3 separate regions of the Homo sapiens genome follow, and regions 2 and 3 are each linked to region 1. A link is a loop called in an ENCODE intact Hi-C map of the cell type or tissue named here. Cell type or tissue: K562. All regions are shown on one strand. Links, peaks and the distances in the headings refer to the core of each region. The heading gives the core; the rest is flanking DNA.

What was found. A loop is a pair of places that touch in the nucleus more often than their neighbours do. Peaks named below come from ENCODE experiments on the same cell type or tissue, not always from the same donor. Only the 100,000 strongest peaks of a DNase experiment are listed, where the experiment ranks them.
Region 2: a loop joins it to region 1, with 6 times the contacts of the local background. A loop is called at or near these places in 22 of 110 quality-filtered maps.
Region 3: a loop joins it to region 1, with 3 times the contacts of the local background. A loop is called at or near these places in 13 of 110 quality-filtered maps.

Annotation. Positions count from the first base shown.
Region 1 is chr6:154,668,956-154,679,672 of GRCh38, forward strand. No RefSeq gene overlaps it. Among named protein-coding and RNA genes, the nearest start is that of SCAF8, 59 kb to the right of the region's middle. In K562, for the core only: a CTCF peak has its summit at 6,803 (motif pointing right); a DNase peak (open chromatin) is centred at 6,816; H3K27me3 peaks cover 653 bases.
Region 2 is chr6:154,922,572-154,933,288 of GRCh38, forward strand. No RefSeq gene overlaps it. Among named protein-coding and RNA genes, the nearest start is that of TIAM2, 67 kb to the right of the region's middle. In K562, for the core only: a CTCF peak has its summit at 5,966 (motif pointing right); a DNase peak (open chromatin) is centred at 5,960; H3K27me3 peaks cover 649 bases.
Region 3 is chr6:154,863,844-154,874,560 of GRCh38, forward strand. No RefSeq gene overlaps it. Among named protein-coding and RNA genes, the nearest start is that of MIR1273C, 16 kb to the left of the region's middle. RefSeq lists a silencer at 1-226. In K562, for the core only: a CTCF peak has its summit at 4,415 (motif pointing right); a DNase peak (open chromatin) is centred at 4,428.

The DNA of each region.
Region 1 (10,717 bases), core at 1,892-9,891:
CTCCTATAAATAAATAAGAAAAAGACAGTTAATCACATTTTTAAAATGGTTAAAAGACTTAATCAGACACTTTAACCAAAGAGGTTGTTAAAATAACACACATATGAAAAGGTGCCAACACTCAGTCACCACAGAAATTCAAAGTAAAACTACAATTCAGTACCTTTTATCTACTAACAGAATAGTTACAATTTTTAAAGACTGACAATTGGCTGGGCGCAGAGGCTCACGCCTGTAATCCCAGCACTTTGGGAGGCCAAGGCAGGTGGATCACCTGAGGTCAAGAGTTCGAGACCAGCCTGGCCAACACGGTGAAACCCCATCTCTACTAAAAATACAAAAATCAGCCGGTCGTGGTGGTGGGTGCCTTTAATCCCATCTACTGGGGAGGCTGAGGCAGGAGAATCCCTTGAACCCGGAAGGCGGAGGTTACAGTGGGCCGAGATTGTGCCACTGCACTCCAGCCTAGGCAACAAAAGCGAAACTCCACCTCAAAAAGAAAAAAAAGACTGACAATAACAAATTTTGGTAAGAAAATTAGGCATCTGGAGCTCTCTTAAATGGCTCTTGGAAGCATAAGTAGGTACAACCAGTTTGGAAAATGCTTGGCAGTACTTTCTAAAGCTAAATCTACATACCCCTTCTGATGCAACAATTTCACTTCCAAATATACGCTGAGCAGCAAGGAGTGCTTGTGTCCACCAAAGGACATGTACAAGAAAGCTAGTGGAAGCTTTATTTAAAATAGCCTAAAATTGGAAACAACTCAAATGTCTACCAAGAGTAAAAATGATAAATTGTGAATATTAATACAAAGAATTTGTGGTATATTCTGCACTGTCAGTAGAAAGAACTATGAATCTCACAGACATAATGTTGAATGAAAGAAGTCAAAAGTAAGAGAGTGCATACTGTATGATTCTACTTAAATAAAGCTTAGGAACAGCAAAACTAATACAAGGTGATAAGCGTGAGAATAATTGCTCCATCGGTGGAATACTAGATGAGACAGGCAGGGAAGGAGCCCTTTGAGGTCCCGGACATGTTCCAGATTTTGATCTTCACACTGGTTAGGAAGGTATATGCATTTATGAAATTTTATTATATGTAAAATTCACACTTAAGATTTGTGCCCCTTTCTCTATGTAAGTTATACTTCCAATTTAAAGCAACCATTCAATTCCATATTTTCTATGTATTAATCACAATCTTTTTTTTTTTGAGACAGGGTCTTGCTCTGTCGCCCAAGGCAAAATGCAGTGGCATGAACATGGCTCACTGCAGCCTCGAACTCTTGGGCTCAAGCCATCCTCCTCCCACCTCAGAATCCTATGTAGCTGGGACCACAGGCACACACCACCATGCCTGGCTAACTTTTTCCTTTTTTTGTGGAGACTGGGTCTCACCATCTTGCACAGGCTGGTCTTGAACTCCTGGGCATAAGTGGTCCTCCCACCTGGGCCTCCCAAAGTGCTGGGATTACAGGTGTGAGCCACCACGCCCAGTCAGCAACATTTTATTGAATGTCAGACATTCTATAGAAAAACTGCAGAGGCTCTGGATGATGTTATCTTCTATCAAGAGGTTTCTCCTTATTCTCTGGCAGGCAGCAGGAGTGGGTGTACATCACCTCAGTACATTCAGTGCATAGAGCTTTGAAGCTGTCTTGCAATCTTTTTAAGGTTTAGCCTTCCTCTAAATTGAACCCACTCCTAGGAGTTAGCCCTGCAAATGAAGCCTAGTGTGTTTACTAGAACACTTCCTCCTTGGCTCCAAATTTTGACTCCTTACCTCAGTGCCATGAGGCTTCCACTCTGCTTTTCAACCTTTTCTGTTCGATTTCTCCAACTCTAACCTTGTTCAGCTTAAGAATCAGTAGAGGCCCCAAGGAGGAAATGGGTATGCAGCCTTTACTGGGCTTACTTCTCTGCACTCCCTGGAGTTTGTACCCTCAAGTCTCAGCTGTTCTGGCAGCCCCAAAACTCCAATGTTCACCTCCTGTGCCTCGTGAGATTGATGGAAGTTCTACCACTTTGATGCCTCTTAGCATTCACCTTCTAACCAACTTCGAAACCTCTGTTAGTGCCAAGAACTGGCATTGACTCAGGGATCAAACTGCAAGCAGAGGGTGACGCTCATCTCAGTGACCCACCCTTATCTCCAATATTCTTCCCTTGAGTCCTTACTGCCTCAGTGCCTTCCAGCAGATGTTTTTGATATTATATCTGGTTTTTCTAGATTTCCTTGATGGGAGCATGGTCTGCTACAAACTATACCCTTCTAGCCAAAATCAGGAATATTTTCATCAAGGTATAAACATTAGGCTGGGCACAGTGGCTCACATCTGTAATCTCACCACTTTGGGAGGCTGAGGCGGGCGAATCACTTGAGCCTAGGAGTTAGAGACCAGCCTGGGCAAGATAGTGAAACCCTGTCTCTATAAAAAAATACAAAAATTGGCCGGGCGCGGTGGCTCACGCCTGTAATTCCAGCACTTTGGGAGGCCGAGGCGGGTGAATCACTTGAGCCTAGGAATTAGAAACCAGCCTGGGCAACATAATGAAACCTTGTCTCTACAAAAAAATACAAAAGTTGGCTGGGCACACCAGCTACTCAGGAGGCTGAGGTGGGAGGATTCCTTGAGCCCAGGAGGTAAAGACTGCAGTGAGCCGTGATCACACCACTGCCCTCCAGCCTGGGTGACAGAGTGAGACCCTGTCTCAACAACAACAAAAAGACATTAAAGACATAGTAATGCTTACAGAAGTTATGTTATGTTTTTAACATTGGCATTTCAGGAGTTAAATGCAGATGGCAGCGGTTCCGAGGAAGAGAGGAAGTGCTAATAGCCTCATTTTATAAAGTGACCTGTGATGATTCTAGAAAGAAAAGTAAAAGCAAGTTACTAATATGCTAAATTAGCACAATTCATGGGATGTGATCAAAATGTGCTTTATTTTTCCATTGCTCCTTGCAAATGTCTTCAGTGATGTTCCACTTCTCCTGCTCCAGATGACATCTTGGACTAATCCCGTGACATTTCTGTTCACTGCCAGGTAATAGACTTACCACTGTTATAACTGCCCAACAGGTTCTGGTAGATGCCTAAAACTGTCTCTTTCTTTCATGGCACTTGCAGAGGCTGACCCAGGAGGGTCTCTCTGGGTGAAGTACCTAGGATGTGAGTGGTGCGTCACCTTCAGCTGACCTCTCTCCACTCAACCCTTGGTCCTCTAGCAACTCACTTAACAAGGAGGCTGATTATTTGCATCCATCACATTCCCAGTCTGTCCTCTTAGGCAGGACTTTAAGTGGCTCCAGGGTTCACTCTGCCATGTGGTCCACAAACACTCATGCTCCTATTAAGTGGCCACTGGAGGAGAATGCAGTTATTCCTGAGCGCAACAGCCACCCTCTCGGATTCCATCATCCAAGCTGCTTTCTGGCTCACCATCTAACCTTTGTTGACCTTCAGACTTGATAGGAATAGGAATTAGATACTAGTCCACTCTGTCCCTCAAATCCCCGGGGATACTTTGGGAGCCTCCCCATTTGGTCCAGGGAAAGTCCATGCTTATTTTGAGGAAATGAGGCAGGCGATCTCTGTCTCAGCCCCTTGGTGGGATATGTGGATGAGGCTCACAGTCAACCTTCTCCAAAGAAACCTTCCTCGAACAATGCTCTCATCCTCTCCACTCCAGCGCTTCTATATTCTCCATGAAGTAGTGGGTAAAGAGGAGCTTGAGAGTCATTAAACCGGATGTTGACCATTTCCTTTGTAATCTGCATACAGGACTTGGCTTCACATCCATTTTGGCATATATCTTACTGGCACCTCAGTCAAAATGAAGAGAGGAAGCATCCCACTTTCCCTACTGTTAGGAGTACATTGCTTCAGGTTATGATTACAGCAAATAGAACAACCAACGGTCTCAAATGTAAATGCAAACCATGGCAGGCAGCTAAACCCATGCATGAAACACACTCTGATGTGAGAAAGACTATTGGACTTGCTTTGTCAATTTGTAATTTTCCCACATGGGTACGGGGAAATATTTTGTTTGCTATAAGAAAAGAAAGAGGCCGGGCATGGTGGCTCACGCCTGTAATCCCAGCACTTTGGGAGGCCAAGGCAGGTGGATCACAAGGTCAGGAGTTCAAGACCAGCCTGGCTAAGATGGTGAAACCCCGTCTCTACTAAAAATACAAAAAATTAGCCAGGCGTGGTGGCGGGCGCCTGTAATCCCAGCTACTCGGGAGGCTGAGGCAGAGAATTCCTCGAATCCGGGAGGTGCAGGTTGCAGTGAGCCAAGATCGCGCCACTGCACTCCAGCCTTGGCGACAGACCAAGACTCCATCTCAAAAAAAAAAAAAGAAAAGAAAGAGACCAATGATGAGAAATGTCAATTTACACTCAGCCTCAGCACTAAAGAGCAGTAAGGAGTGGGGACATCTGGGGAAACTGGAAATCTGAGGGACCGACAGTCGTTATTCAGCTCAGGTCAACAGCTGCCATAAAAGAATGCAAACCTCATTTAAATATTTGAGGATTTTTCAAGAGAAGTAGGAAAATCTATATTTTTTTATTTAACTTGATCCTTTAAATGTTGGCTCAAACGTTTTTTCAACAGCATGCAGGCCAAACAACACTACCCATCTATACCCTCTACAAGACAGACACAAAAATAGTGAGCTGAAAACTCATGTATCAGAGCAGAAAGTCAGTAAATATTTATTTAAATTGATGCCTTTACAGATAGTGATTTTAGCACAGTACTTAGACCTGTGAAGAAAACTGAAAGAACAAAAAGCTGAATGAGTTAAAAGTGGTTATCTTTAAGGACAGCGTAAGAAAGACTATAGTTTTTATTATTTATACTATTTTTTGTTGTTTAAATTTTGTTATTACCTTAAGAAAAAAAATTAAAAAGGAATCAAAAATCTCTCCACAAAAACCCAACTCTGGTTTGACTTCCTTAGCTGGAACCTGTATTTCTATCATCAGACAACAGAAACCATTGCATTCCTGCTGCACCGAGGCCATAACAGCAACTCCACCAGCTTTGCAGAAATGATAACTGTGCAAGGTTCATCAAGTTCTGTGACCAGCTTCGGTGTCTGTAGCCTCCTGTCCCACACTGGGTTGCTCAATATCTTGTTCTTTGCACATACCTAATTCTTCCTGGCAGCTCAGAGAGGGTGTTGACCATATCTGAGGACTTGCAGAGCATGTCCCCAACTCAAGGACCACATGGAGCAGCCTGGAGGCCTCCTCCAGCCCCAGCCAATATCCAGTGACTACACGGGATTTTATCACTGAGCTTTCTGTCACCTCCCACTGCCCCCGCTTCATTAATCTAACACCATCCTTGTGGCTACATCTCTACTCACAAAACCCTCTGAGACAGCCACAACCACCCCCATTCACACCCCTAGAATACCTTTGTCTCCGTGGGTTCTCCATCCAGATTACACAAGCACAAGTTTGTATCCTCCATCTTGCAGAACCTCTCCCCAATCCTTGGAACAAGAGTCATTTGTCCTCAGCTTTCTTCCAACAAAAAGATGGCCCAGAAAGATGGTCCAGAGATTACTCCTATCCCAGAATGATATAAACTACAAGATTTTTGTTTTAATAAAAATAGCTGGGCTAGGCACCGTGGCTCACGCCTGTAATCCCCACACTTTGGGAGGCCAAGGTGGGTGGATCAGGAGTTGACGTCAGGAGTTCAAGACCAGCCTGGCCAACACAGTGAACCCTCGTCTCTACTGAAAATACAAAAATTAGCCAGGTGTGGTGGTGGGCGCCTGTAATCCCAGCTACTTGGGAGGCTGAGACGGGGAGAATTGCTTGAACCTGGGAGACAGAGGCTGCAGTGAGCCGAGATCGCATCACTGCACTCCAGCCTGGGTGACAGAGCGAGACTCCATCTCAAAGAAATAAAATCAAATAGCTAACAGTTGTTGAGTGTTTTACTTCACACTGGGTATTGTTCTAATCTCTGTGGTTTAGGTACATTTATCTCCATTTTAAGCCAAGGAAACTGAGGCACAGAAAAGTTAAGTAACCTGCTCAAAGCAAAAACTTAGTAATTGGCAAAGCATTTGTGTTGTTTTTGTTGTTGCTATTGTTGTTGTTGTTTGAGACAGGGTCTCACTCTGTCACCCAGGCTGGAGTACAATGGTGTGATCATGGCTCATTGCAGCCCCAGCCTTCCCGAGCTCAAGCAATTCTCCTACCTCAGCCTCCTAAGTAGCTGGGACGACAAGCGTGTACCACCATGCCTGGCTAATTTTTTTTTTTTTTTTGTACTTTTTGTAGAGTTGGGGTTTCGCCATTTTGCCAGGCTGGCCTCCAACTCCTGAGTTCAAGCAATCCTCCTGCCTTAGCTTCCCAAAGTGTTGAGATTACAAGCATGAGCCATCATGCCTGGCCACAAAGCCTTTGTTTTAACCCTGCTTCGACTCCAGATCCTGTGCTCTTACTACTAAAATTATATAGTATTTCAATATCAAACAGCCCATGAATGCAAAACGATACACCCATAAAATAGGATGTAATCGCCAAAATCTAATTCTATTGCATCTAGAAGATCTTTATCCACAGTGAAAAGAGTTGAACATCATTGACAGGTTTGAATACATTCAATATTTATACTCTTACCTCCCCCCACCATTACAAATTGTCTAAATGGCATTCTAAGCCTTTATGAATTCAATTAAAAAGAAAAATGCCAAGGCCTGCTCGCTAGAGGTCGCTCTCCTAACTATGGGGTCCTGTTAGTCTTATAGAGTAAGACAGCAGAGTAGGCCAAGAAAGTGATGGCAGCAGCCATCAGTGTGACCAGCAGATGGCATTAGAGTCCCACAGATCCTGAGATTGAGCCATAGCTAAGCAACTTCACTAGGCATACCACATCTGTCAAGGCAGGTTATGCTAAGCTTATTATTTTCACAAACGTTTAAATATAACGCTATTTGGTTGTCAAGATAGTCCACCCAAAACTCATACACAACTCATCTTCTGGGAAAACAGAATAAGTAAGATGTGTTGCTAGAAATAAGGTAGTGAAGGAAAAAAATAAGAGGATTGATTGACAGGAATGAAAACTCAGACTGGATTTTGAGGCTGTTTCTGGATGGCTTCCACCAAAAACCATAGACCCATCTAAGATCAGGGATACAAGGAGGGCTCATGGCTTCCAGCATTTTCCATTGGCCCTCAGCAAGGTGCTCCCCAAGATCAGCGGTCAAGAGAGGTGGTCAATACACACCAGGTTACGTGAGGACTTGGTTATTCTAGAGGAACCCAGAACACAAGTCCATGGCCTTTTCAACCATGTTAGGCGTTGGAGGCCACGTCAGCCCCCATGGATCCACTCTACAACTTTATAAAGAATTTGTTAGGCACCAGTGGCTTGCTTCAGAGTTCTAGTTCCTATGCTGTCAGGGAGTCTACAGCATCCCTATCCACAACTTACCTCCAGGATTTTGCTTAATTTCTGTGGAAAGCGATCTCAACTTCCCAGTTCACACACAGATGCAACCAGCATGAGACATTCCTAGAAATCAACAACCTTTGGTGACTGGTCTATCTCATGCTATTCTACATACTGCTTGCTCACTTCACAAATACGACATTCCAAGAGCACAAGGCTATCTGGTAAGGATGAGTATGGAGATAAATATTAACATCTTTTTACTGTGATGATTTAGCTGGAATAATTAAAACTTATATTTCCACTTATGAAGACTCTGCCTTTTGTTTTTTTAATAGAGATGGAGTCTCGCCATGTTGCCCAGGCTGGTCTCGAATTTCTGGGATCAGGCAATCCTTCTGCCTCGGTGGTAAGATTACAGGTGTGAGCCACCGTGCTCGACCTGAAGATTCTGTTTTACCGCAAGTAAAACCTACCCCCCTTTATCAACACTGTAGAGACTGTTAATAAGTGGCGCTTCTCAGAGCCAAGTACTGAGAGCAACAGTCACATCTTGAATGATGACCGAGACCAGCAACAAGTACTTCTACTTGTATTTTTACTGACTTTAGTTTAAAAATTTTTACTCATTTTAGTTTTAAAAGTATGTCTTTTTAAAGATATATATACATTTAAAGTATATCTTTTTTAACATATACTTTTATATCTTGAGATGTAAACCGAGAAAGGTGAAAGCACTAAGGAAAACCACTTTTTAGGCAGGCTGGGGTACTTAGAATAGACCATTCATAGAAGAAAGATTTAAAGGAACCAGAGAGCTCAACCCAAGAGACAGAACACATATCTGGACTTGTTTGTGCACATCTTCTGAATGCCTTTGTAGAGGACTTCCCTTCTCCTTGAACTGTTCTCTCTAACTCCTTGTTCTGCCTATAAATCCTACTCATCATTTAAAGTTTTTGTTGTTGTTGTTGATTTTGTTGTTGTTGTTGTTTTTGTTTTTGAGACAGGGTCTCGCTCAGTCGTCCAGGCTGGAGTGCAGTGGCTCGATCTCAGCTCACTGCAACCTCCGTCTCCCGGGTTCAAGCAATTCTCCTGCCTCAGCCTCCTCAGTAGCTGGGATCACAGGCACACACCACCATGCCCAGTTAATTTTTCTGTTTTTAGTAGAGATAGGCTTTTGCCATGTTGGCCAGGCTGGTCTTGAACTCCTGGTCTCAAGTGATCCACCCCTCCTTGGCCTCCCAAAGTGCTGGGATTACAGGCATGAGTCACCATGCCTGGCCTAACGTTAAATTTAAATAGTTCCTCCCCTGTAAAATATTCTCCAACCTCCTCAACCACGGTCAGAATCAACAGCTCCAACGTCTCACCCCTCAGTATGTTTTACAAATTGCCATCATTTGTAAAAATCTATCCCATAGTAATAAAAGCGAACAAAGTGCCATTATTAAAGAGTTTATCAATTAAGTCATTGTCAGGCAGGTGACTTGCTGCAGTGGGCTTAGGGGTTAAGAACACAGGCTCCAGCAGCAGACGGTGGCGTTAATTCTTGGTTCTTCCACATACTAGCTGTGTGGTCTCAGGTACGTCATTAAACTTGACCCTGCCTTGTGTCCTCATCCATAAAATGGAGGCAACAGGTCCAGGCGTGGTGGCTCAGGCCTGTAATCCCAGCACCTTGGGAGGCTGAGGCTGCAGGACCACTCGAGCCCAGGAGTTCAAGACCAGCCTGGGCAACATAGTGAGACCACATCTCCACAAAAATGTTTAAAAATTAGCCAGGCATGGTGGTGTATGACTGTGGTCCCAGCTACTCGAGAGGCTGAGGCCGGAGGATTGCTTGAGCCTGGGAGGTCGAGGCTGCAGCAAGATGTGATCGTACCACTGCACTCCAGCCTGGGTGACAGAATGATCCTGTCTCAAAAAAAAAAAGAAAAGAAAAGAAAAGAAAGTAACAATATTATCTTATTGGATTGTTGGGATGATTAAATAATATAAAATATGACAACAGAACAGTGCCTGGCATAAAACAGTCCTCCATAAAATGTTAACTTTGTATTAGTTTACCTACTAGATAGGTTGTTCCTCACTGTATATCAGAATCACTGGGGATATTTAAAAACAAACAAACAACAACAACAAAAAAACCTGATGTCCAGGCCCTACCCAAGACCTATTTTAAAAGATTGTTGAGGCTGGGTGCAGTGGCTCACACCTGTTATCCCAGCGCTTTGGGAAGGAAGGCAGGTGGATCACCTGCAGTCAGGAGTACAAGACCAGCCTGACCAATATGGTGAAACCCCAACTCTACCAAAAATACAAAAATTAGCCGGGCATGGTGGCGTATGCCTGTAGTCCCAGCTATTCAGGAGGCTGAGACAGGAGAATTGCTTGAACCCAGGAGGCGGAGGTTGCAGTGAGCTGAGATCGCGCCACTGCACTCCAGCCTGGGTGACAGAGCGAGACTCCATCTCAAAAAAAAAAAAAAAAGGCTATTGAGGTGGCTTCCGTTATTCGTGTTTCAAATCTTCCCTGGTAAGTAGCATGCTCCAGGGTTGGGGACCACTGTGTTGGATTGTGACCCCTTTGACAACAGGAACTAATTGTCTCTGCATCCCCAGCACGTGGGTTACTGTCTCAGACATGTATGAATTTAGTAACGTCTGTTGCACGGAACAGAGGATCTGAGAAGATCTAGAAGGATGTAAAATCCAAGTGTATCCTCAAAGCACCTCCTAAGACCCTGCTATGGCTTTAGATGTAACTATTTCCCATCATTATACCTCTGTGCCTCGGAGAGAAGGCTTACCTGAGTACCGTTAAGGACACTTGGGGACTAAAGGGTGGGAGAAGAACATTGGTCAACTGCAAAATTTTTCATGGAAACGCAGAATTCATACTGATAGTGTCAGAGGTATTTGAACCACAGCAACTCCATCTTGAATAGGGGCTGGGTAAAATGAGGCTGAGACCTACTGGGCTGCATTCCCAGATGGTTAGGCATCCTAAGTCACAGGATGAGATAGGAAGTCAGCACAAAATACAGGTCATAAAGATCTTGCTGATAAAACAGTTTGCAGTAAAGAAACCGGCCAAATCCCACTAAAACCAAGATGGCGATGAGAGTGACCTCTGGTCGTCCTCACTGCTACACTCCCACCAGTGCCATGAAAGTTTACAAATGCCATGGCAATGTCAGGAAGTTGCCCTATATGGTCCGTAAAGAAGAGGCATGAAAAATCCACCCCTTGTTTAACATATCATCAAGAAATAAC
Region 2 (10,717 bases), core at 1,752-9,751, 250 kb after region 1:
AGGCAGGTGGATCACCTGAGGTCAGGAGGTCGAGACCAGCCCGGCCAACATGGTGAAACCCTGTCTCTACAAAAATACAAAAAATTTGCTCGGTGTGGTGGCAGGTGCCTGTAACCCCAGCTACTCGGGGGGCTGAGGCAGGAGAATCACTTGAATCTGGGAGGTGGAGGTTGCAGTGAGCCGAGGTCGTGCCATTGCACTCCTGGCTGGATGACAAGCGTGAAACTCTGTCTCAAAAAAAAAAAAAAAAAAAAAAGAATGGTAAAATAATTTCAAGTTTTAATAAGTGCAACGATGAAAACAAACAAGAGGCTGAAGGCCTGAGGAATTTTAAGTGAGAGAATGATGTCTTTCTGATCGTGTCACTTCTGTGCCGTGGGTGAAAGGTAGAAGGCAGCCAAGGAGATCAGCTAGGAGGTTCTTCCCATAGGCCAAGGGAGCTGCCCAAAGAGGAAGAAGACAGAGGTAGAAATGAGCAAGGAGGGTGCATATTTTTGGAGAGATCCTCAGTAGGACTTCCTGGAGGGCCAGATATGGAGGTTACGGGGAGGGAAGAGTCAAAGGTGACTCCCCGGTTTCCTACGGGCTGGGCATGGCGCCGTTTTCTGAGACAAGGAAGTAGTCATCAAAGCAAAGGGGCCCTGTGGTGGTCATCTGGGGGGTCTTGAAGAGCCAGGGGGATGAGCGCATGGTATCCCTTTGATGCACTGGTCAGGGGTGATGTAGGGAAATGCAGAGATGGAAGCTCTGCCAAGAGTTAAGCCAATGAGGTTTGTTAGATAAAGCCCTCAGCACAGTGCTAGGAGCACGGTGATGACTCAATACATGATAGCTGCTCTCCTGTTAGGAATGGGCCAGACTCCTGATAAGAGCCAGGATGGAATAGACAGAATAGGAAAGGACAGGGTGAGGCATGCCAGGTAACCTGGGTCTCCCCTGCAAGTGCTGTGTGTTCTCTGAGGATCACCAAGGGAAAACTAGAAAGCAGGGTCAGGATGGAGTGGGGTTTCCATCCCTGAACACCTGCAGTGGGACCTAGGCATCCCTCTCTGTTGGGAGGCACATGTGTTCTCCAGGCTGGAGGCATGGGCTGGAAGCTTCTGGATCTGACTCTCGCCTGCAGCTGCTCCAGCAGCATTTGAGCACAGTGGGGGGCTGGGTCTTGCTGTCCTCAGCATTAGCAAGCCAGGGAGCAGTTCCCCTCGTACTGTGTTAAGCTCCTTTCCATGGAAGAGATTTTCTCCAGAAGATTCCTTCCCTGGGGACGTCTGCAGTTTCCCCTCCTGTTTGATCCCCCTTCCCCCTCCCTTTGTTCAGCTCCCCCAACCTCTCAGACTCAGGATAGTGACAACACAGCACACAGTGTGACCTGCTGAGGCCAAAAGGTTTTCCGTCATTCCAATTATTCCTGTATCAAAATACACATGCAATTTAAAAACATTTGCTTTTTAAAACTTATAAATTGAAAGAGGACCTTGATCTAAAATCTTTGCTCTCAAAATAGATTTCTATTGACTTTAAATAGGAGTCAGACCCAGTTGAGCTCTATGGAGTCAGACACTTCATCTTGGGGAAGAGCACTAATATTAGAAATCTGAGGCCAGGCGCGGTGGCTCACGCCTGTAATCCCAGCACTTTGGGAGGCTGAGGCAGATGGATCACCTGAGGTCAGGAGTTCGAGACCAGCCAGGCCAACATGGTGAAACCCTGTCTCTACTAAAAATACAAAAATTAACTGGGGGTAGTGGAGCATGCCTGTAATTCCAGCTACTCAGGAGGCTGAGGCAGGAGAATCGCTTTAACCCAGGAGGTGGAGGTTGCAGTGAGCTGAGATCATGCTACTGCACTCCAGCCTGGGCAACACAGTGGGACTCTGTCTCAAAAAAAAAAGAAAAGAACTCTGCAGTGCCAGTTTTCTGATAAGAAAAGGGATAATTATATTTACCTATTTCATAGGATGTCAGCTATAATTATTGAAAGTTAATTTTTTAAAAATAGAACTTGGTATTTCCTGCCAGTGCTTTTGAACTTCAGACTACCTCTTCTCTCTCTCTCTCTCATGCTCACACACACACACACACACACACACACACACACACACACCTCCTTTCCTCAGGAGGCCACAGACAGCATTTCCACAAGCCTCACTAGCAATCCTAATGAAAACTCCTCAAGGTGGCTGTGATATCTGCCAAGACAAAAGCCAAGGGGGTCTTTGAGTAACACGTTCCTAATTTTAAGAGCTTCTGGCTTATCACCTTCCATTTTAAGTTTCCTATCCAGGGTAGATCAAGATCTGAAAAGATGCTGTGGTGAGGCTGTTGGGAAATGCTATGCATAGCTTCTGTTTTCACCTCTGGGACCTTTCCAGTCCTTCCCAGGTCCCAAGAGGAAGGTGGGATAACGCAGTCTCCTGCTGTGGTTCATCCTCAGCAGGAGAGAGAAGTCCAGCTGGTCCCCAGCACATTGCTCCCCTCTACCCTGTAAGCCTGCCGCGCCTCCAAGTCGGCTCACCTTTAAAGCCGGCTGAGCCACTCTCAGTAGAGGGGCTGGTGGCCTGCTCTGTAGCAAGGGCATGGGGGTAGTCTGGATTCCCCACATGGGACAACATCTGGTACTCTCTGGAAGCTTCTACATGTCCCCCAAGCATCCCTGCTACCTAGGTGAAGACTTGCATGTCAGAAGGGTTACCCAGCACGGAGCTTGCTTCTCGCACAGAAGCCAATGTGATGGTACCGGATGATAAGAAAAGATAAAGCTTTAATGCGAGTTGACTGGCCAGGGGACAGCAAGCAGTGCTCAAGTCTGTTCCCCGATCTGGGGTGGCGCGAGCCTCTGTGGCCTTTCTAACTAGTCCCAGGTGATGCCATGGCAGCGGGTCTGCCAGGCTTGTAGTGGGAACAGTCAGGAGGTTAAACTTTTCCCTTTGCCCATGCCTGGGCAATTCTGGCTCTGCATCACTGTAACACGGTTAATGTTACTGCTGTAATGGTTAGTCAGTTGAACTGGGTTCGGGATACAGAAGCACTTGGAATGGTCAATAGGTAAGCCTCAAAGAGGTTTCACAAAACCACACAGCTAAGATGGGGGGCTTTCTGATGTTTTAGAGCAGCAGTTCTGACTTTTTCCCCACCCAGGTACTCTTCTCTTTTTCTTTTCTTTTCTTTTCTTTTTTCTCTTCTCTTCTCTTCTCTTCTCTTCTCTTCTCTTCTCTTCTCTTCTCTTCTCTTCTCTTCTCTTCTCTTCTATTCTCTTCCTTTTTTGAGATAGGGGCTCGCTCTGTCACCCAGGCTGGAGTGCAGTGGCTAGGTCATAGCTCACGGCAGCTTCAAACTCCTGAGCTCAGGCGATCCTTCCACCTCAGCTAGGACCACAGGTGCGTGCCACCATGCCTGGTGCCTGGCTAAGTTTTAAAATTTTTTGTAGGTACAGGGTCTCCCTCTGTATCTCAAAGTGTTGGGATTACGGGCGTGAGCCACTGCACCCAGCCCCCACCCAGTTACTCTTACTGGCAAAGGAGAAAAACAAATCCCCTGTCCTCTGGGCCAAGGGCACAGCAGAGATTTGCCAAAAGCATGAAATAGCCTGTTTTATCACAAACCCCTGTGTGGCCATAAAACTATGTATGAACTTTACCCTTTATTCCTACCTATAGGTTTGTTTTAATATACAAGTCATGATTTGTGCTATATCAAACTACTTAACTCTCCGACCGCACCTCCTAGGAATTTTTAAATAAAATCGAGGCTATGGGAGGATGCTTGGGGTTTGTCCTACGGCTCTGTGTGACTTGATGTTCCCCAGCTCACACTTGGGGAAGAAGCATCAGTGGTGGCCCTGAGCTCTCCCCCGGGCCTGCCCTGCCCAAGTGCACAGGGTGCTGGGCAAAGTTGTTTCTGCCGTGCCCTGCTGGAACTTCCAGACAACTCCTGACTGCCCGATGGTGTTTGACCTTCCATGACTTTCTCCGGTCTTGTCATAATCTCCATCCTCCCACGTGGGTGCTTCCTTTTGGGTGTTTTCCTAACAGCACCATTGCATCTGTTGGAAAACAAGGTCATTAGCTCTCTGCCTCTTGTTCCTTCGTGTTTCTCCAATATCGTTCAAGTCTTGCAGACTTTCCTGCCAGTTTCCCAGCTTTGTTTGCCGTTTCAGTGTTCTGGGCAGAGGTGGAGACCTAAGCCCAACAAGTAATCAAACAAACAAAAACAAATAGAAGACTCAGAGCTGACCAGAGAGGTTTGCAACAGCATTACCTCGGGGGCTGCAGGTTCAAAGGTGTAAGCATGACCTCTGTTCTGATGCCAGGCTGGTAGTTAGGGGAAGTTTGGAACAAGATCACCAATCTCAACAGAACATGGTCCTTCCACATTTCCAGCATCAAGTCAGACAGGCAGCCTCACCATAGCTTAGGGCGGAGAGCGGGCATTGGAACTGTGCGGGTAGCTTTGGCTGAACCATGAAAATCGGGCAAGTGACTTAATCAACTCATCCTCTGGACTGTGCTTGTTCAAGTGTCATATGCACAACACCTTAAATTTGCTGTTGTTTTAAGTTAGCATACAACGTCCTGAATGATGGTTTAAAAAAAAAAAAGAAAAAAATGAATTTTTTTTCTAAAGTTGAAAGAGTGTAATAATCAGGGACACAAGGAGCAGATTTAGTGTTTTTTGTTCTTTTTATTGGTGTCCTGCTCTTCATTAGAGTCTTTTTTTTTTTTCTTTCCCGAGACGGAGTCTTGCTCTGTTGCCCAGGCTGGAGTGCAGTGGTGCAATCTCAGCTCACTGCAACCTCTGCCTCCTGGGTTCAAGCGATTCTCCTGCCTCAGCCTCCCGAGTAGCTGGGATTACAGGTGCGCCACCCCATGCCTAGCTAATTTTTGTGTTCTTGCTAGAGAAAAGGGTTTACTGTGTTGACCAGGCTGATCTCGAACTCTTGATCTCGTGATCTGCCGGCTCGGCCTCCCAAAGAGCCGGGATTACAGGTGTGAGCCACCGCGCCTGGCCCCATTAGAGTCTTACAAGCATAGATAGTATCAGTAGCACCAGCACGCACAAAGGCTCCCTCTGCACTGGGTCCTGTGCTCCAGGCTCTGTGTGCATTTTATTAATTCTCTTCACAACCCTCTGAAGTAGATTCTCTTATCACCCTAATTTTGCACATGGCTTAAGGGGATTAAAAAACTTCCCCCAAGGCCAGGCGTGGTGGCTTATACCTGTAATCCCAGCACTTTGGGAGGCCTAGGCAGGTGAATCACTTGAGCCCAGGAGTTCGAGACCAGCCTGGGCAATATGGCGGAAACCTCCATCTCCACACAAAAATACTGAAAAATTAGCCTAGTGTGGTTGTGTGTGCCTGTGGTCCCAGCTACTTGGGAGGCTGAGGTGGGAGGATCACTTGAGCCCAGGAGGTCAAGGCTGCAATGAGCTATGATTGTGCCACTGCACTCTCAAAACAAACAAACAAAAACCTTCCCCAGGTTCACGCAAACTGGGAAGTGTCAGAATCAGTCTCGAAGCTCTGGTGCCTCTGATCAGGAGTCTTTCTCTTGACCACTGTGTGACACATCCACACCCACCAGCTGTCTCCCTGGAGAAAGCTTACCTTTTCGTGTTCAAGATAAGGAACAATATCAAAAATGAACAGGAGCACCAGAATGCTGGAATCATATTATATTTCTGATTGTTAGTGTATTTCTAGCTTTGTATTACTTTATATTTAAGGAATACATTTAGTGAAGCACTGTTTTGTTTTTTGTTTTTGCTTTTGCTTTTTTTCTGCTAGAGAGTATCTTGACTTTCAGGAGTTAGAACTCACTTCTAATAAGAAGATATTTACATCCGTAATTTAGCTGGTGTATCTTCTGGATTGATTGATTTTATTACCCTGCCATGCTGGAAGTGTGAATTCAGCCAAAGCATACAGATTTCAACATTTGTATAAAGGCTACCTCAAGAGGGCGCTCCTTGCAAGCCGTAGAGTTGTTTAGTTCTCTCCGGGCCTGACACTTGATTTTGGAGAGTATTTTCAGAGACTGCATTGCAATCCTGCATGAGTACAGAGGAAATTCATGGAAGAGCCATGAGGAAACATAACAGAAGTGCAGAAATCTGAGTCTTTAGGATGGAAGTTGTGAAGTTTCAGGGATTTCAATTTTTATAAAGATTAAAGAAAAACCTCTCAATTCTTTTCCTGTATAGAATCATAGAAGGGCTAGAAGAATTGCTTTTCTCTATTTTTAAGGACTTGGTAGGAGTGACGGTGGGAGAATTCTCAGCTCTTCTAGATAACCAATTACATCATTTAATATATTGATTTGATATCCTGAGGCAGATGGTATTAGGGTATTTGTTTTTGTTCTTTTAAAAATCATATTAGGGCCAGGTGAGGTGGCTCATGCCTGTAATCCCAGCACTTTGAGAGGCCGAGGTGGGTGGATCACCTGAAGTCAGGAGTTCAAGACCAGCTTAGCCAACATGGTGAAACCCCGTGTCTACTAATAATACAAAAATTAGCTGGGTGTGGTGGTGCACGCCTGTAATCCCAGCTACTTGGGAGGCTGAAGGTAGGAGAATCGCTTGAACCTGGGATGCGGAGGTTGCAGTGAGCTGAGATCACTCTATTGCACTCCAGCCTGGGCGACAAGAGCGAAACTCCATCTCTAAAAAATAAATAAATAAATATCATATTAACTCTTCTAAAAAAAATACAAAGAGGCACAGCTAAAAGGCAATAGGGAAATAAGAATGGAATTCTAAATAATGTTTAATTAATCCAGAAGAAGGTAAGAAAGGAGCAGAGGAATTTAAAAAACAGATGAGAGAAACTAAAAATAAATTCGAGCAGCAGACTTAAATGCAATCACATCAGTAGTTAACATTAAATATAAATTGACCAAACGGTCCAATTTAAAGACAGAAATTGTTAGGCTGCAGAAATAAAAACCCAACTCTATGCTGCCTTTAAATATAAATACAGATAAGTTGAAAGAAAAAAGATGGAATATGTCACACAAACAGTATGTTTTAGAAAGCTCGAATGGCCATATTAATATACAATAAAATAGACTTCAGGATGATATTACCAGAGGTAAAAGGGACAATTGTCCAGGAACATATAAGGCATAAAACTGTGTATGTCCAGTAATAGAGCTTAAAATACGTGAAGAAATATTGACAGGCCAGGCACCATGGTTCGCATCTATAATCCCTGCACTTTGAGAAGTCAAGGCGGGAGGATCGCTTAAGCCTAGGAGTTTAAGATCAGCCTGGGCAACATAGTGAGACCCTGTTGCTACAAAAAACTAAAAACTAGCTGGGCGTGGCAACACGCTCCGGTAGTCCCAGCTGTTCAGAAGGCTGGGGCAGGAGGATCTCTTGAGCCCAGGAGGTTGAGGCTGTAGTGATCTATGACTGTGCCACTGCACTCCAGCCTGGGCAACAGAGTGAGAGCCTGTCTTAAAAAAAAAAAAAAAAAAAAAAAAGGAAAGAAAACAAAAGATTGACAGAATTTACAGGAGTAATAGATAAATCCACCATCACAGTTGGCGATTTTAACATCCCTCTGTTAGTAATTGATAGAACAACTAGACAAAAGCACATTTATTCATCTAAATTGGCCATCCATGGTGGGGGCTGAGCTGCAGTCAGCTAATGGGTACTCTGCTCACGATGGTTTCTACTTCGTGTTCCTGGCTAATGAAGAAGCAGCTGTCTCAGCATCCTTTGTTACCCAGAGGACGTCTTGAGATTGATTACAGTTACTCCAAGGGTGAACCTGAGTCTTTACCTTGGCAAGCAAGTTATGGAGGATTTCCTCTTTACTCCAACACTTGAGATCAACCCTGTCGTCTAGACAGGATGAGTTTCTAGTGAACAGAGTAAATTGCTTCCACTCAAATAAGGCACCTATCTCCAAGGAGCACTTTGTAACTACCGTTTGCTACAACCCCAGGCTGCCGGGGAAGCAGGTTCCTCTGAGAGTCCTCAGTTTGATTACACTGATGGGCCCTTGAGCGCAGAGATTAGAGTTTTACCTATATAGTTAAGTGACACTTAAAGTCCAAGACCTATTATCTTCCAGCCATCCACTTCAGGACCAGATTAAATTCGGCTAGGACTGCTTAATAGGATTATGGAAACACAAGGACCAGCCTCATCCTCCTAGCTCCAGGCAGATTCCCCTCACCGCACCACTTATCAGTTCTCAGCCTAACCATCTCCTGAGAAGAGAATTTTTCAATTTCCTGCATTGATAGGATTTAACAGATTTCCGGGGCTGAGAAAATGGGGGCTTCCCACATTGTGAACGCTCTGTCTGGGTAACACAGAGGCCTTGTTTAGGTGAAAGCATCTTGTGTTTCTGTGTCAGTTAAGCCATGCGTGGTGATGGAGGCAGCACTGTCTGGACTGGTCTCAGAGCAATTCCTTTTTTTTTTGAGACAGGGTCTCTCTCTGTCGCCCAGGCTGAAGTACAGTGGGATGATCTCGGCTCACTGCAACCTCCACCTCCTGGATACAAGCCATTCTCCTGCCTCAGCCTCCCAAGTAGCTAGGATTACAGACATGTGCCGCCACGCCAGGCTAATTTTTTTTTTCTCTTTTAATTTTGATATTTTTAGTAGGGTTGGGGTTTCATCGTGTTGGCCAGGCTGGTCTCAAACTCCTGACCTCAAGTGATCCACCCGCCTCGACCTCCCAAAGTGCTGGGATTTCAGGCATGAGCCACCATACCTGACCCAGGTACCCAACTTTAAAGAAGAAAGTTTGGTCACAATACCATCTCCTTTTTAAGGGATGAATTGTTTAGGTTCATTTGGCGGTTTTCTAATCTTAACGTTCCGTGGCTTAACATTCAGCACTGAGAACTGAGGATTTGAATTCTGATTTGAGAACTTGATCTGATGAATGTAATGAAGGCATTTCTTTCTCCACCTCCCTTTCCTGGAGGTGCTGCGTACCTTTGCCTTTACTGTATCCTCAGATCAGCTTAGTGGGGCTCCTGCCTGTAGCGAGAAACTAATACCCTCTGTCAAATCTCCTGTATGCATATTTTTAAGCTCCAGATGAACGTTCCTTTTTAAAGAACTTTTACAACAGATTTGTTGTAAGACGTTAAGCTAGAAAGAAGTATTATCCTACACTGCTCTTATACTCTTGTGTTTGGGGTTGGTGGCCTGATTTTTCTTTTGAGGATATGTCTCATCGATGTAATTCTAAAACAATTTTAAACCCACAGATTAAGAACATATGTTTCTTCATGGCACATGTTGAGAAAGACTTCAACTCATTCTGCAGTCTTTACTGAAGAATGTCTTTAAAGCAAAATTGCAACTGGTCAGCTCTATTATCTACAAATTTTATCAAGTCTTGACCCAGAGAGTCAGACCAAAGGCTTATCTGACCTTGTATTCTTCCTCTGACAAAGGCCCCAGTTTTTTCAATTGTTGTGTGGGAAAGGTGGGTGGGGTGGGGAGGGTGATGAGGCGGAAAGATGTTTTCCTTCCCTTGTGTCAGTCACAGAATGTCAGGAATGTTCCTCAAAGGTAGATCTTCAGCATGACCTTTGCTAACTCCTTCTTGAATTTATTTATAGTTTATCTGCTACCTCTTGGGACATAAGTTTCAAATGCTTATTATCTGCAGTAGTACAGTACTTCCTCTTTTTGTCCTAAAATCATTTCTTTCAAGCTTCAAGGAGCACCCTGGGTCTCAGTATTTGGAAGCGATGATTACATCTGTATTTTCTCCATTCGGTTCAGCTTGATCCCAGAGGCTCTGATGGTATCTGCTCAGCCTTTGTCAAGACTGAGCAGGCTAATTTTAGTTTAGAAAATGGAAATTTTTCAAAGGAAACTTCCTCCACTAGACAAATTGTTTTTGACCTGAGGTTTTGATCAGGGTACAGTGGTCCTCATTGTTGAAATGCAGGAACACTTCTTGTTGACCGCTAACAAAGGGTTAAACATCACGGGCAGTGTTAGAACAAGTTAAAAACAGAACCTATCCAAAGCATATAACGTGCACTCCAAAATAAGCCAGGCTCGCTCCTTGTTAATGGGATCATTGCAGACATGCCAAATTCTACAACTAGTCAATTGTATACATATGGTAAAACTTTTCATACCATTCAACATTTGCTGCAATATGATTTTAATTACATACAGATTGGGTAGCTGGAAGAAAGCACTGGAATTAAATAGAAGAAAGTTCAACACAAGCTCTTTTATAAGCGGCCCTGGTTTAGGTTAGGATGTATGCAAATGACTGCCAGGGACAGGAAGAGGAATGTGTGGTTTGGAGGACTCTGGGGATGGGACATGACTCATCTTCAACCTGGGAACACAGTTGTTTATCTGGAAGGGAGAGTTTACAGAAACGGTGATTATATTCCTTTTGAAGTTGCAACTTATGCTGATGCTTGCACCTTGTTACTTACATTCTTCCTTCCCAAGTATAGGGTAGTCTCTGCAGACAAAGTTGCTCTCTGGGCAAAAATTGCATTCAGTTGGAAAAGTGGTGGGGGTTGGATATGAGAGAATGGTACTTCTGAAAATGGTACTTCTGAAACTCCCCCCCCTTTATTAGGCTGTGTTTCTTGTTTCTTTGAAGTTAATTTTACATAATGATTTCAAACGTGGTGCTGTTTATTTTATGCAAGAAAAGAGCTGGGAAGCACATTTTGTTTCAGATTCTGAAATGGCGATGGCCGTTGTGGG
Region 3 (10,717 bases), core at 919-8,918, 190 kb after region 1:
ATGGAATTCTTGCTCTTCGGTCCCAGACTCTCCCTTCTGTGTCCCCCTTAGGCAGGTGAGCATTCTGTAGTTTGTAGCCACAGCTCCACCTGGTTTGGGTTTTCTTCCTGTCATTGCCTTATTCCAGTTAATCATTACCTAGACTAGTTGCTAAGCTGAAAATTCATGTTGTGGAATTTCATATTGGATAACATAGTTACTTTTCTTGTTTTTTAAACAATGCTTTCAAAAAATAAAGGAAAAAAACGAATCTCTTAATTATAGCATTTTGGAGCCTTAACATTTGATCAGCATTTAAAAGCAGTGTTACATGTTTGAATTGTGGTGGTTCTTGAAACTGTTTTACTGCCTTCTTTGTCCTCATGGAGAATGTTGTCCTAAGCACAGAACTTGTCATTCGAGTATCTTGAGGATTTGTACAAATTGTTTATCCTGTGACATCAATTCTTTGTGCTAACTGGTTTCTGCCTTTGACAAGGCTTTTGAAATTTGTGCAACAAAAGCTTCCATGGGTGAACGACAATGTAGTTTTGTTCACTGCTAATTCCTGGAGTGGTTAACACTGTTTGGGGTGATACCTTGTTTAAAGCAGACAAGAAAATATGTGAGGATAGCTGTGGAAATAGAAAATATAAAAATTTTAACATTCTCACACTGAGTGACTTTTCATGTAAAGGTTTATTTCCTTTCAGAAATGCTGTCACTTTACTCAATTCAGTGATTTTTTATTTTTTCAAATTAATATTAGTTTGTTTTGACAAATGAGTTTATCAGATTGTTCATCTGACCAAAAATTTTAAAAGTTCGGTACTCTGTCCTATTCTTTTGTCGTGAACATCTCTCACGCTGATCTCCTAATACCTGTTTTCTTTCTACCATCTACAGCACAGTCGTTTTTCCTTTTTCTTCTTGTCATTCAAAATGGTGCTTATTTCACATTTTTGTCTGTTTTATTTTAAAATAATACATGTTTATCATAACTTATTCAACCAATAACAAAGGAGATGAAGTAAAAAATTCATAATTAGCCAGCCAGCCTAATTCTTCTTCTGCAGAGGCAACCATTATTAGTTCCTCATGTGTTCTTCTAGATGCTTCCCAAGCATATAAGCTGCACATCATTTGTAATGCCTGCATAATATTCTGCTATTTGCTTAACCATAATTTACTTAACCAATTTTCTTTCTTTTTTTTTTTTTTTGAGATGAAGCCTTGCTCTTGTCTCCCAGGCTAGAGTGCAATGGCGTGATCTCGGCTCACTGCAACCTCTGCCTCCCAGGTTCATGCGATTCTTCTGCGTCAACCTCCCGAGTAGCTGGGATTACAGGCGCCTGACACCATGCCCGGCTAATTTTTGTATTTTTTTTTTTTTTTTTAGTAGAGATGGGGTTTCACCATGTTGGCCATGCTGGTCTCGAACTCCTGACCTCAGGTCATCCGCCCACCTCGGCCTCCCAAAGTACTGGGATTACAGGTGTGAGCCACCGTGCCTGGCCCTAGTTAACCAATTTTCTCCTGAGAAACACGTTTCCTGTTTTTCTGTTGTACCCAGTATCTGCAGTTTCCCATGGTGCTCCAGTCCTCTACTGAGGAGCATTTCAGCTGTTTCCTGTTCTCTCTGTTCTACCCAGTCTTGACAGAGTTTGGAAGGATGTTTTTCTTTTCTTAGACATGTTATTTTAGAGCACTCTCAGGGATTCAGTAGTCACATGGAATTTCTTGATGTAATGTTTTGTTTTGTTTTGAGATAGAGTTTTACTCTTGTCAACCAGGCTGGATTGCAGTGGCGTAATCTTGGCTCACTGCAACCTCTGTCTCCTGGGTTCAAGCAATTCTCCTGCCTCAGCTTCTCAGGTAGCTGGGATTACAGGTGCCCACCATCACACCTGGCTAATTTTGTGTTTTTAGTAGAGAGGGGGTTTTGCCATGTTGGCCAGGCTGGTCTCGAACTCCTGACCTCAAGTGATCCACCCACCTCGGCCTCCCAAAGTGCTGGGATTACAGGTGTGAGCCACCATGCCCGGCTGTGATTTAATGTTTATAATTTTAAAACCCATGAATGTTTTCAGGGAATTAGAGTTAACTTTTAGAAAATTGCTTTTGTAGTGTCCTGTGTTATCCTTATGTGAGTAAAGCATTATCCTGTAGGCTGAGAGTAGAGAGTACAAAACAGAGGCCAGGCCCTGATGGATTCACCATGAGGCTTCACTCTTTCTCTTCACCTTTCACTACTGAAAGCTGTTAGTATGTGTCTATTCACTATGTGATCCTAGGACATATTTTACTGATATGATTATTTGAGTAGGAGTTGTGTGGTGGCAATTGTGGGTTGTTTTTTTTGGCGGGGCCGGGGTAGGGGGTTGAGACAGGGTCTGGAGTGCAGTGGCATGATCTCAGCTCACTGCAGCTTTGACTGCCTGAGCTCACGCAATTCTCTTGCCTCAGCCTCCTGAGTAGCTGGGACCACAGAAAGGAACCACCATACCCAGCTGATTTTAAAAATTATTTGTAGAGGGGAGGTCCTGCTATATTGCCTGGGCTGGTCTCAAACTCCTGGGCCCAGGCGATCCTCCCACCTTGGCCTCCCAAATTGCTGAGATTACAGACATGAGCCACTATGCCTGGCCCAGCAATTGCTTTAACAGTGGTTAATACGGATATTCCTTGAGCCAGAAGCATAATTTTCCCCATCTGATGCCCAAAATATGAAAGGAAAGAGAAGACATTTACAGGTCTGCAGAAGCAGGGCCCCACAAGGTGGCTACAGATATTATTATGTGGGGCAGGGGTAGGGGAGGGAGGCAGTAGGGAGTTGTATGAAAAGTTTAGATCATTTTTTAGTAAAAACTCCATCTTTTAAGGGCGAATTATTTAAAATATGTCCTTATAGGCTGGGCGCGGTGGCTTATGCCTGTAATCCCAGCACTTTGGGAGGCCAAGGTGGGCAGATCACCTGAGGTCAGGAGTTCGAGACCAGCCTGGCCAACGTGGCGAAACCCTGTCTCTACTAAAAATACAAAAATTAGCTGGGCATGATGGTGCACGCCTGTAATCCCAGCTACCCGGGAGGCTGAGGTACGAGAATCGCTTGAACCTGGGAGGCAGAGGTTGCGGTGAGCCGAGATCGCGCCACTGCCCTCCTGCCTGGGTGCCAGAGCAAGACTCCATCTCAAAATAAAATAATGAAATAAAATATGTTCTTATAGTTACTTGTATAGCAGTCATATTTTCCCTAAGTGCTGGTTCCTTAGGAGCAAGGACTATGCCTTGTCACCCTTGTATCCCCAGCAGTGCCTTGCATGTAGTACAGCAAATATGGGCTGATTAATTAATAAACAGAAATAGTGAGATGTGCCATACACATATGCAAGTCCTAGTTATCAAAGTTAAATAAAAATGTCTTCATTTTTCCCAATTCATTACTCTTACTAAGCAATGAATAATTTCTTGAAAAGGAACTCTGTTACATGTATTCTGGGCAAAAACTGGCTAACTCACTAGTTCACAGCTATTTTTATTATACTTTGTTAAAACAAACAAAATGGGCAAGATTAAGGATGCTGTATTCTCCCGCTCTTGGAATGAAATTTGGTTTGAGTGTTCATCACTGAAAAGTATCATTTTAAATTCTTTTCTACTTCATTTTCTGCAGTGGAAAGTTACGGAAATACAGTTTGAAGGAAATAATTTCAGCCTACAATAATTAAAAATATTGCCATGGGTTTTTAAAAACTGATTTTCCTTTGAACTCTTGTACAGTATTTTGATGTGCATGACAAATAATGACATATATGGAGGCTGTCTTTGACGTCAGCATCTCACTTGGCATTGTTTCACATGCAGGTAAAACTTGCCTATTGGAAGTTTCTTTAAATGTAATAAACCTACCTACAGTTTATTTCTGATAGCCTTTGGGATTTAAGAGAGAAAACCAATACTTTAATTGTTTTAAAATCAAGGAAGCAAAATATCTGTGGGAAGGTGAGCTACTTAGCATTCAACAATGCAAAGTTTCAAAGCATTTTGCAAATTTTAAATATACGCTATAATTCTTCTATAATTGGTGTCTTTGGTACTTTTTGGGTAAATTGGAGTTATTCCAAAATAATTATATTTTATAGCACTTTTGACACCATAACACTTAGCAGCAGGATTTTTAAATTAAAGTACTGTTTAGTTCTTTGCATTCTGTGATATTATGTGTATGGACAACTTTAATTGAAATGTCTAATTCTGGTAGAGGAGGAGATCTCATTAATTGAAAATTATAAAAGGTTTCAAAAAGTAAGTATTTTTAAAATTGTATCTTTTCTTTTTGGTGTCCTTTTCAAAGAATAAATATTCTTAGTTGTGCCTCCGAAAATCACTTACGGAGCAAATTGCACTTCGGGATTCTATACTTGTACCAGTAGAGGTCACTGTGCACCTATAAAAGGAAACCCAGTGCTTGCTTCTAGGGATGAGCTAGTTATCCTAGAATGTTATAACTAATAACATGAGCTAGTTATCCTAGAATGTTATAACTAATAACAATCATTGATATTTCTGGGAACGTAACCAAATTCCCACCCCACTCCCACCTCACCTCTTAACAAAATCACTTGCCTGTTATCTATCACCTGAGAGTCACCTGTTACTGTCTGTCCACATAATGGAAGCGTATTCTGATGAGGTTAAGTAGAGCCCCGGCACACTGTCTCATAGTATACTTAGGTGAATCAGCCAAAGCACCAGAAACTATGATTTCACAGAAGCAGCCATTCAAACTCTCAGTTTCAGAGTTTGAAAGAACTTTAACATTCATCAGATTCAGCATCTGAGATGGGGTTGGAGACTTTTTCATCTATTCTTAACATTTAATTTGCAAATCCAAAATTGTTTCAAAGGTATTCTTTTCAGTACTGTCGTCCATTTAAGAATGAGATTTTACTTATTAAAACTGTTTAGACGTTTACAGTATTATAGTGTCCATGCTACATAGTGTTTGATTCTCTGAGTGTCCAACAAAATATTCGTAGAATATTGTTTTATATGATTATCGCCACAGAGGTTTCTGATAACAGAGGAGTATGTGAGAACTGAACAAAATGCTGGTTTGTTATAAAACTGCAATGGTGCCCTTACCAGATAGTCAAAACAAATGTGTAAATCTCCAATCAGCCTTGTGCAATGACCCAAGTTCCTGTGAAGGTGGCTGTAAAAGGTGATAAAGGAATGTCGTGAATGGAGCAAGCAGCGGGGAATCATAGACCAATGTGATTGGGCCTCAGTTTACAGAAGGAGAATACAATGTAGGTGCTTTCATGGTTCCCTTCAGCTCTAACACTCTCATCTTCAGTGCAGAGGGCACATTGCAGTGGTTAGCAACATGGGTCCTGGAGAGAGTGCCTGGATTTGAGTTATGACTCTGCCACTTAGTAGTCATGAGGTTATCTTATAGTTATCCTTTCTGCACCTGTTTCGACATCTGTAAAATGGGCTTGATACTAGTACCTGCCTCATAGCATTGTGGTATGCAGTCATTGAGTTATATAGGTAAAGTACTTAGAATAGTACATAGAATGTAGTAAATACTCAATCTGCTATAATTGCATACCCATTTTTTTCCTAAATAGAACTCATGCTGGGATATGGTAGCTGAATTCTTAAACCTCACTCTATTGACTGCTCTCTGAGGATCAAAACAGAGTATATTCTGTGTTTTCACTAACTCTTAATGAATAACATCTATGTCAAGGAACCAGATGTGTATAGAATCTTTAATGATTTAAATTTTCTCTACTTTTTTTTATTTAAAGCTCTTCCTGTGCTCATTCTTGTACAATGAGTTTTTTTTTTAAATCTGGAATTTTTTCTGTGGAGTACATAATCACATTTTTAGTTGCTGTTTTTAGTGACTCATATTGATGCTTTTTTTGCAATTAAATGTCCTAGTTTCAGTGAAAGTCACAAAATACAGTATTTTTTTCAGTATTTCTCTATAGCATTCCAATTTTTATAGTATTTTTTCACATTAGAAATCTGTTAGGTCATTTATAAGGCATTTGTGCATTTGTCTTCAACAGACCCATTAAAAATTTTAAAGCAGTAATTTGATTATTCGTATTTGGACTCTCTATTAACTTTATTAACTTTCTTTTTTTTTTTTTTTTTGGTGGGGGTGGTGGGGGGACAGAGTCTTGCTCTGTCACCCAAGCTGGAGTGCAGTGCGCTCCAGCTTACAACCTCCGCCTCCCAGGTTCAAGCGATTATTGTGCCTCATCCTCCTGAGTAGCTGGGACTACAGCCGTGCGCCACCGTGCCTGGCTAATTTTTTTGTATTTTTTTAGTAGAGACAGGGCTTCGCCATGTTGCCCAGGCTGGTCTCGAACTCCTGAGCTCAGACAGTCCGCCCGCCCCTGCCTCCCAGAGTGCTAGGATTACAGGCGTGAGCCACCATGCCTGGCTTAACTTTCAAATTCTATGTAATCAAAGTTTATTACCCACATACCAATTCGTAGTGAGGGAAACCAATATCTGGCACAGAAATATATAGACACATTTTTGTAGGTATAAATTTGGTCTTGAAAGGTGAGACTGATACTAGCTAAAATTTTTATGTTCACTATATACTTTTAAACCCCGTATCCCTAAGCAATTATCTACATAGTCACTGCCTCTATGTAGGTGGGATAAACCAACTGTAGTGAGACATTTTGGTTCCAACTTGCTATCATCTATTATAGGTAGGTGAACTGGCAGAAAAATTACCCAAATGTGATGTCTCATAAACATCTGGCCTTTCTTTAGGGATGGTCAGGTTTCCCTAGACTAGATGGAAGGCCATGAACTACACCAACTTTCTGATTAACTTAAGAGCCATATATTTCTTAGGCCAAGGGTGTTAATAAGGTTGACCATGGTATTCCTTGAAATTATATGCCGTATTACCATAATACCCAAAAATCCGTGCTCAGATTTTTTTATTTTTTTAAAGATGGAGTCTTGCTCTGTTGCCCAGCTGGAGTGCAGTGGCGCGATCTCGGCTTACTGCAGCCTCCGCCTCCTGGCTTCAAACAATTCTGTCTCAGCCTCCCGAGTAGCTGGGATTCAGGCATGTGCCACCATGCCCGGCTAATTTTTGTATTTTTAGTAGAGATGGGGTTTTGTCATGTTGGCCAGGCTGGTCTCAAACTCCTAACCTCAGGTGATCCACCTGCCTCGGCCTCTCAAAGTACTGGGATTACAGGCATGAGCCACCACACCCGGCCTGTGCTCAGATTTTTAAATGAGTCACATGTGTGAATACTCCCTCTCACCACCTCCCCCCCACCCCAAAACACACACACACAAAGGTGAAACAGCCTGGAATAAAACATTCCGTAGTACAATATGATACCAGCTATTTCTTAAACATGATTGTATTTTAACTTCTATAAATCAGCTATCAAAGACAGAAGTAGGCCTCTTTTTTGTATGTTTCCCCCAGCTATATTAGGGTCTGTTATGTGTAGTGAGTCCAGAATGCTGAATTATGTCCAATAATCCAGGTGGTCTAATGGCTAGGAGACAGAAGGAACTTCTCCTGGAATATATGGCATCACCACCTGTTTTATAAATCTAAGTTACAGGTTGGTTTTTTTACAAGATAAAAAAAAATCGGCTGGGCAGGTGGCTCACACCTGTAATCCCAGCACTTTGGGAGGCCGAGGTGGGTAGATTGCCTGAGCTCTGGAGTTTGAAACCAGCCTGACCAACACGGTGAAACCCCCGTCTCTACTAAAAATACAAAAAATTAGCCAGGCGTGGTGGCACGCGCCTGTAATCCCAGGTACTCTGGACGCTGAGGCAAGAGAATCGCTTGAACCCGGGTAGCGGAGGTTACAGTGAGCCGAGATCGTGCCACTGCACTCCAGCCTGGGCTACAGAGTGAGACTCCATCCCCCACAAAAAAAAGAATAATTACTTTTCACTGCTTTCCAGGTATTTTATAAGTTTAATAACTAAGACTATTGGAGAGAACTTATTTTAGTTAACAGAGTGACATTGTATTGAGATATATTTTGCAAATAATTTGTTTATGGAGGCTCAGGAAATAGAACACTATTTAGGTCACTTTTCAGTAACTTTTTTCCACTATGATAAACTCTTGTAACTTTTGGAATATTAAGGTTTTTTATTGTTGTTATTGTTTTAGACAGGGTCTTTCTCTGTCGCCCAGGGAGGAGTGCAGTGGCATGATCTTGGCTCACTGCAACCTCCACCTCCCGGGTTCAAGTGATTCTCCTGCCTCTGCCTCCCGAGTAGCTGGGATTACAGGCATGCACCACCACTCCTGGCTAGTTTTTGTATTTTTAGTAGAGTTGGGGTTTTGCCATGTTGGCCAGGCTGGTCTCGAACTCCTGACCTCAAGTGATCCACCTGCTTCGTCCTCCCAAAATGGTGGGATTACAGGTTTGAGCCACTATGCCCGGCTGGAATATTTTTACTCAATATTTTCCTTCTTTAAAATGCTTAAATAATACAGTAATTTTATTGCATATTAATAGAAGTATTTGAAGGCAAAAATTAATTTCTTAAATTTATGCTTGGGGATGACTGGCATTTCTTCTGGGTATATGGAAGCTCTAAGCTTGGAAAATACTCTGTATCATTTTAAAATTCTAAACTTTTAACCTGATTAAGACTTGAATGAATGTATCATCCCTACACTGAATGCATTCATTTATTCAGCAAACACATAGGCACCAGGCACACGCTAAAAGAAAGCAAGGTCTCTGCCCTTGAGGAATCCACAATGCAGTCAGGAAGGTAATTACTGGACAGAGTGATTGGCGCCATGGCAGAGATGTGGCAGCGTGCTGTGGAAATGCATCCATGAACCGTGGAAAGGGGTGGAGTAGGGAAGGCGATTAGAGAAATTGGCACTTGACGGGCGTCCTGCAGCTTGCTGGAAGTGAAGTGCATTTGCAGGGGTTACTGGAAGGCATGAAAGGGTATGGAGTGAATGGAGGGCAGGGAGTAGCTCTGCTTGGCCCCTCCGGTTGTGAGGGGCCCTCACTGCCCAGCTAAGAGCTTGCAGTTTCTCTTGTAGGCAGTAGGAGTCTATCAGCAGCAGGTGCCCTGGTTCAGATTACAGATACATTCTTACCTCCTTAACTAGCAGAGTCATGTGAAACAGGAGTGGTCTCAGGAAAAAGGCTGAGAAAGCCAGAAATTGTCTTTCAATTCCCCCTCTATTTTGGGTCCCAGTACCCCTTTCTGCATTTTGGAACATCATCTCCTTAACCACCAGAGCCTTTATCACCTCCCCAGCCTTGATCAGAAAGGATCATATGCAAGGTCAAAGGGAGAAAGAATGATTTTACCTTACCTTTTTTATTTTACGCGAACATCCCCTTCCTTCTGCCCAGACCTGTTCCACATGTAAAATTTTAGCTACAGCATTTTAATTTAGGGCATTTGGATGCTGTATGGGTAAAGAGCGTATCTTTGGAGCCTAATTTCTGTCTGTCCCTGGTCTTACAGCATCAGGCAAGTTACTCAGTTGCCCTGTGCCTCAGTTTTACATCTGTTTCAGAAGGTTATAACATCACATAATAGTGTGATGATACTTAGAATAGAACTGGCACATGGTAAGCATTTTAATACATGGTAACTATTTTTTTTTCATGATCTAGATTCTAGAGAAAAATGAAGACTACAGACTTTAGGAGTATCAGACCCTTCTTGTTGTTAATATTCATTCTTAAGATTTGAGTATCCTAGAAGATATATGGAAATGGAATTGGGGAGGGAAGCTTTAGATTTAAAAGTCTCCCTCTCTTTTTAGCAGTACTTGAATTTCAGGAAAGCATACATTTCACAATATGTGTGTATTGCTAATGGGCTGGATATGGGATAAAACTAATGAAAGCCACGCCTTTGCCGTCTTGCATTATTTATTCAAAACCAGACAGCAGCTGGGCGCAGTAGCTCATGCATGTTATTCCAGCATTTTGGGAGGCCAAGGCAGGAAGATCGCTTGAAGCCAGGAGTCCAAGACCAATGTGGGTAACATAGCAAGACCCCATCTTTTAAAAATACATATAAAAATTAGTTGGGCATGGTGGTGCACACCTGTAGTTCCAGCTACTCAGTTGGCTGAGATGGGAGGATCTCTGGAGCTCAAGAGTTTGAGGCTGCAGTGAGCTATGATTGCCCCACTGCACTCCAGCCCAGTGACAGAGCAAGACCCCATCTCTAAGAAAAATAAGCAAAATAACTGGTCCAAAACCAGGTAGAAACATGGTTCTAATTTTCTGTCCAGGCACCGTGGCTCATGCCTGTAATCCCAGCACTTTGGGAAACTGAGGCGGGCGGATCACCTGAGACCAGGAGTTTGAGACCAACCTGGCCAACATAGCAAAACCCTGTCTCTATTAAAAATACAAAAATTAGCGGGGCATGGTGGCATATGCCTGTGATCCCAGCACTTTGGGAAACTGAGGCGAGCAGATCACCTGAGACCAGGAGTTTGAGACCAACCTGGCCAACATAGCAAAACCCTGTCTCTACTAAAAATACAAAAATTAGCGGGGCATGGTGGCACATGCCTGTGATCCCAGCTACTTGGGAAGCTGAGGCACAAGAATCGCTTCAACCTGGGAGGTGGAGGTTGCAGTGAGCCGAGGTTGCATCACTGCATTCCAGCCTGGGTGACAAAGTGAGACTGTGTCTCAAAAAAGAAAGAAAGGAA